2 separate regions of the Homo sapiens genome follow, and region 1 is linked to region 2. Evidence: chromatin loops called from intact Hi-C (ENCODE). Cell type or tissue: heart right ventricle. All regions are shown on one strand. Each heading gives the region's core, and the rest is flanking DNA. Links, peaks and the distances in the headings are about the cores only. Region 1 overlaps DENND11 (DENN domain containing 11). Region 2 overlaps WEE2 (WEE2 oocyte meiosis inhibiting kinase).

Region 1 (2,916 bases), core at 119-2,618, 58 kb after region 2:
TTGTATGATTTTCTGTGAATCAGACTTTCGTCAGTTTGACAAACTTCCCTAAAAAGTATCTGAAATCTGCCATCTTCTCAGAATAGTCAGACACAGCTTAGACCATGGGTTTCCTGTCTAGCTCATGAACATTTGTAAAAGTGAACTAAGTGACTACAAGCAACCTCCTCCCAACTAGTTATTTGTTATAGGAGGACTATATTTGTTATAGTAGGACTACCTCCTTGTCAAAACTTAAAATGCATAGGAGCCCTGAAATTGGCGCTATCATCCATCTTACATTAGTAATCATTATATGAATATAGTGATGATTTTTTTCCTTTTTAAAATATAAATTTGTCTGAAGGTCTCTTGTCATCACTTTGACATAAGAGCTGTAAATCACTCTGGAGTAGAGATGGTTGGAGAATAGAAGGCTATAGTTGGTTGATGAAAATCTTGACTCAACAGTTTGTGTCATAGTTTGGGGTAAGCCACCGTGGCAGTTTGCAGAGGCGGTGTGGCAGCGGGGAGTGCCTATTTTTAATCACTGCTGTTCCAGGGCCAACCATAATTAGGGATGTTTCCCTTGCTCAGTGAAGCTATATTTTGCTTTTTGTTCATTGATTGATGGAAATTGTAGGACACTGAGAAAATAAAGATGGGCTAAGAGGGTTTTGTCGCTTTTTATTCCTCCCTCAATTAGGGCTTTTCCGGGGCTGCATAACAAAGTGCCAAAACTGAGTGGCTTAAAACAGCAGAAACATACTGTCTCACTGTTCTAGAGGCTGGAAGCCCAAAGTCAAGGTCTCAGCAGTGTGAGTTCCCTCTGGGGCTATGCAGGAGAATCCGTTCCAGGACTCTCCCTGAGCTGCTGGTGGATGCTGGCAATCTTTGGGGTTCCTTGGCTTGTAGATGCATCATCCCAGTCTCTGTCGTCACGTTCACCTGCTGTTTGCTGTATGTGTGTGTCTATGTGTCCAAAAGTCCCCTTTCTATAAGGACAGCATTCATACTGGACCAGGGCCCACTCCAGTAACTTCATTTTAACTTGATTACCTATGTAAAGATGCTATCCAAAAAAGTCCCATTCTGAGTGAGGTGCTGGGGCCCCATCTTTTTTGTGGGGACAAAATTCAACCTATAACATCCCCATTAAATATAGTGACAAACAGTCCTCACAGTGCTCCTGCGCTCCACTGGGGGGCAGGATTCTCCACTGTTGAAATGGCCCAGGGCTTCGGTGCTGCCTTCTGGGTTCTGGGGTCTGGGGTTGGCCAGCAGGGCCAGCCACAGCCAGGCTCTGTGACCCGAGCTGGTGGAGCGGGCAGAGAAGAGATTCTGATGCTTTTTATTTCTTTATTATTATACTTGATGCAGAAATTATGAGCCCTGATGACATCCAATAATAATTGTTTTCCCTTATTTGAGACATTTGGGGTAAGCTCCGTATTCTTCCATAACAACAAAGCAAGCAGGCAAGCGTGAGTTCTCTAAACAAAGAGCGGCTTTAAGCAGGGAATTTTAGGCTTCCAAGCTGGCCCTTCTCACAGGAAGCAGCCATTCTCTGGGAAGTGGCACCCAGTCTCCGGCGTACCTTGCTCAAGAACAATAGACATTAGTCATAGTCTGTTAATTCTGTCTGTTTCCCATGAGAAAAAGAATGTGTTCCATGGTGTTGTCAGGGAGTTTCAGGCCCATGTTTGAACTTTTCCTAAGGATCTTCTGTAACATCAAAGGAGGTGACCTAAGCAACCTCCAAATGGGGATCTTTGGAGTATGTCAGGGCCTTTGCCCCTGAGTGTTACAGCCCCTTGAGGTGGGCGGAGGGTAGGAGTGGTAGCAGAGCTGTGACCAGGGCTGTTCTCACTGTGTGTGTGTGTGTGTGTGTGTGTGTGTTTTTCTGCAGGCACCAGTTGGAGATGCCAGGACATTACTCTCATCTGGCTGCCTTCTATGAGGACAAAAAGGGGGTGCTCCATGCTGGTCCCGGCAGAGGCAGCAGCCTGCCCCCTGTCTACTGGCTGCCTTCCATCCACCGATACATGTACCCTGAGATGAAGGTGAGGTTAGCCCTGCTTTTCTTACACTATACTGGATCTGTATCTGGGAATAGTAGCTGTTGATTACTTTTTAATGAATAAAAAATTTATGTCTTTGGATCATACAAAATGTCTACTTTTGATAGAACAGAGTTGCAACATAAGCATTTGGTTTTTTTAAAACATAAGGCAAGTTATCTTAAACAATATGCTTTCTAGACACTTCTGTAATCATAGTATAAAGGCGTGTGTGATAGGCCAGTTGTGAAAAGATAGATTTAATTCTGTTGATTGCTTCTGATATTTTAACACTAGACATTTGAACTAAAGATGAAGAGTCTGATGAAGAAGTATGACATTTCTTAGTTAAGACACTTCTGATGTTACTTCGTTCTGTATTTGTTCCTGAAGTACTTTGGCTTTGGTACTAGAATATGCCTATTTACAGTTAGCAAAACACCCAGCAAAGCGTTAGGTGTTGGAAGGGTGCAAATATGACTAAGAACATGAATCTCCTCTTTCTCTTCCCTCTCTGTCTCCTGTGGTTGGTCACAGGATATTTCCATGGAAACCTAGGGCTCCCCTGGTAGAGAAATTATGCCAAGAGTCCAAGGGAGAACTCTGGGAAGATGCCTTAGGAGAGGACGCAGTCCCTGAGTATTTGGCTAGGTGGAAAGTGAGGAATGCTGATTCCAGAACCAGGAAAGGTGTGAGCAGCAGTGAGAACCATGGTCTGTCACTTTCTCAGCACCTTCTGGGAGTTATGCATTGTGCCAGCTATTTATCTGTACCTGTTGCAGCATTCTCTAAAATAAAAGTAAATGTTTTTTGTTTTTTTTTTTTTATTCCTTGTTTTCCAGCGAAAACAACCGAGGCTTATAAAGGGCTAGTGACT
Region 2 (2,916 bases), core at 323-2,822:
TCCCTTCTAAGCTCCTTGTTTAATGGTACCAAGATTCTCCCAGACTTGAACTTTGTAATCAGCTTCATCTCTCTCTGACCACCAACATCCATTCACCTGTATCCAATCACTTGGCCCTAAAATTTCTTTCTTCATGATGCCACTAATATCTCCCTTTCTATTTGCATACTTTGGAGTAAGGAGTGTGGGAGAAGTTGTATAAAGAAAAATACAGAAAGCACCATGCAAATTGAAAACAGACAACCTGGAGCAAACTCTTACAACTTTATAAATAACATCTTAGTGGAGAGTCTGGAGTACTCTGAATTCTCAGACAGGAATTGCCAATACACATTCTCCCGAGATTGCTGGCTGGAGAGAGTCACAGTGCTGCTACTTCAGTTGTTTTTTCTTTGACAAAGAAAAGCATGATAAAATGTACACAGTTTTTTGATGTAAAATGTCATGGAGAAATTAAAGCATTTTCTTCTGTTATCAAATGGATCCCTCTTCCTAACACAACAAATGCTTCTGTTGCATTGCTCCATCCTCAGGATCTGAACTGCACTCCCCTCACACACTTTCAGACTTCTTCACTCAAACGGTCCTTCCTTTCTGTTCTCCCATTTCATTTTCTTTCCTCACTCAGTCCATCTTATAACAAATGATCACAAAGGTACCTCATCCCTCCTGTTAACTGTGAGCTCTTAGAGGTCAAGGAACTTGTGAATATCCAGTTCACAGTATACTTTAAAACAAGGACAGGCTAGTAGGGCCCAGGCCACAGGCCAGGGTATGGAAATAAGAATCCAGAAGGGATGCTCAAATAAGCATTCTTATTTCTGGGAAGAACCCAGAAGGATGCTCAAAGAGCCCTAAAATTATTATTTTTTTAATCGAGGACTTAGAATAGTGACTCCAATGTATTTTTGTATCAGAGATACCCTTTCAGAAACCTAGATTTTGCATTTTGATGAGGAAGCCCTGAAACCTCTCCATAGGATACACATAAACACACTTTGTGTAGTTCATCCATGGACCCAGAGATGGCCTTCCCAATGCTGTGAAGTGGTGACAGGTAGCATTATGGCTTTAATCAGCTTTAATGCCTGGCAGTAGTATACTGACACAGGGCTTTTTATCATTTGCAAAGATGAATGAGAAAGAAATGTGTATCATAAATGCCCAGGGGTGCAAAGTCACCTTTGGCCTGACTTGTTTCTCCCTAAATTAAAAAGGTTCCAGCTATAGGCATCCATTGGTAGAGACCAAGACTGGCAATACTTTATCATAAATAGGAAGCCTTGGACAGTTTTGCTGTAAATTATCCATTTTTAAAGAAATGTTAATCAGGTTTTTACTTTGATTTTAAATCAGCTTACCTAAAGCCTCATAACTACTGAAAAATTGCAGCACTTATTACCTACACTGATTACTTGCATATATTTTAGAATGGTTTGAAAGCAATTTTAGTAATACTTAGTAGTTATTATGGCTATTTTTTAATTTAAAGAAAAACCTGACAATTTTTATCTAATTCAAGATTGAAAATATGGTTCATCTAGAGATAAAAAGCCTTAGTCGTTCAGGCTGAAAGGGTCATACCTTTCAATATTCATCTTTCTACAACTTTCAGTAAATGGATTCTCTAAACTGGTACATGTGTTAGAGCTTATTAGACCAGTAGAGCGCAATAGTGTTCCTCTAGATCTCAAGAGTATCTGTTGGTACCTTAATGTCAGTGTTGACATTTAGAATACATCCATAGAGAAGTAACATATTTTCTAAAGTATTTTAATTTAACTTCTTTAATGTTACCAGCCCAATGATGTTAATAAAATAATTGTGATAATTAGTTTCCAAGTTATATAATGATCTCTGTGCAAAAACAAAACTTACTGAGGTAAGAAATAAGCGTCTAACTGAAATGGAAGGGATGAAACGCTAAGGCCAGTGAAGACGCAGTCCCTCACACTCAGTAGTATCTATGCAGATACATACTATTTTGGTGACATCCTGCTGCTGCAGATCCAGAGAGACAGAGAGAGAGCCAGAGAGAGAGCGAGAGCGAGAGAGAGAGAGAGAGCGAGAGAGCGAGAGAGAGAGCGAGAGAGAGAGCGAGAGAGAGAGCGAGAGAGAGAGCGAGAGAGAGAGCGAGAGAGAGAGCGAGAGAGAGAGCGAGAGAGAGAGAGAGAAAGCGAGCCAGAGCGAGCACGAGTAGGCCAGAGAGGACCCGAGCGGGCTAGAGCGAGAGTGAGAGCGAGAGCGAGAGCCAGAGAGCCGGAGCCAGAGAGCCAGAGTCAGAGCCAATGGAACTGGCACCAGGTGCGAAGCTAGGCTGAGGAACACAGTAGAGAAGAGGCTGTAGACCCAAACAGTCATAGTTATCAATGCCTGAGAAGACTAATATAACCAAACAATTCTCATCTATACACTGGATGTACTTAATAATTTCCCTGTTTCTAAATCAGAAATTGTGGTTGACCTTGTACTATACTACAAGGAACATGGCCTGGTGTGTGTGTGTTGAGGGGGAGGTGGCAAGAGATAAACTAACCCCATTTTATAATTTTGAACAGAGCCTAGTAAAGAAAAATGGCAATGGGCTATAGGAAGACCAACACCACACTTAATTGCATGGAAAGAACTGCTACTCCAAAGCAGAACAAAGAATAGTATTAGGGTTTATTCAATTAAAAAAACTTAATTAGCTTTTAAAAATGAGGAAAAGAAGAAAATCAAGCAGCGAAAAAGCCATTATCATTAACAGGTTGCATTCACTAAGATGACACAAACAGAGCTTATCAAATACCTTTATGACCAACATAATTTTCTAGCAGATCCTGACCATCATTAACTGTTGGAACTGTGAAGCTGAGACTTGCCACCAAGACCTGTTACTACTGACCCACTCAATTCTCTTACCCTTTTATTCAT

The links. A loop is a pair of places that touch in the nucleus more often than their neighbours do. Peaks named below come from ENCODE experiments on the same cell type or tissue, not always from the same donor. Only the 100,000 strongest peaks of a DNase experiment are listed, where the experiment ranks them.
Region 1: a loop joins it to region 2, with 2.7 times the contacts of the local background. A loop is called at or near these places in 10 of 110 quality-filtered maps.

What each region holds. Positions count from the first base shown.
Region 1 is chr7:141,673,193-141,676,108 of GRCh38, reverse strand. DENND11 (DENN domain containing 11) reads left to right here. Exons shown (of 9, transcript NM_001080392.2): 4 at 1,889-2,042. Among named protein-coding and RNA genes, the nearest start is that of DENND11, 28 kb to the left of the region's middle. RefSeq lists an enhancer at 363-1,342. In heart right ventricle, for the core only: a CTCF peak has its summit at 1,156 (motif pointing right); a DNase peak (open chromatin) is centred at 1,551; H3K27ac peaks cover 2,500 bases.
Region 2 is chr7:141,731,002-141,733,917 of GRCh38, reverse strand. It overlaps WEE2 (WEE2 oocyte meiosis inhibiting kinase), which reads right to left. Exons shown (of 12, transcript NM_001105558.1): 12 at 2,647-2,916. All of the region lies in intron 1 of WEE2-AS1 (WEE2 antisense RNA 1), which reads left to right. Among named protein-coding and RNA genes, the nearest start is that of WEE2-AS1, 5.6 kb to the left of the region's middle. In heart right ventricle, for the core only: no CTCF peak of the experiment used is centred there; no DNase peak of the experiment used is centred there.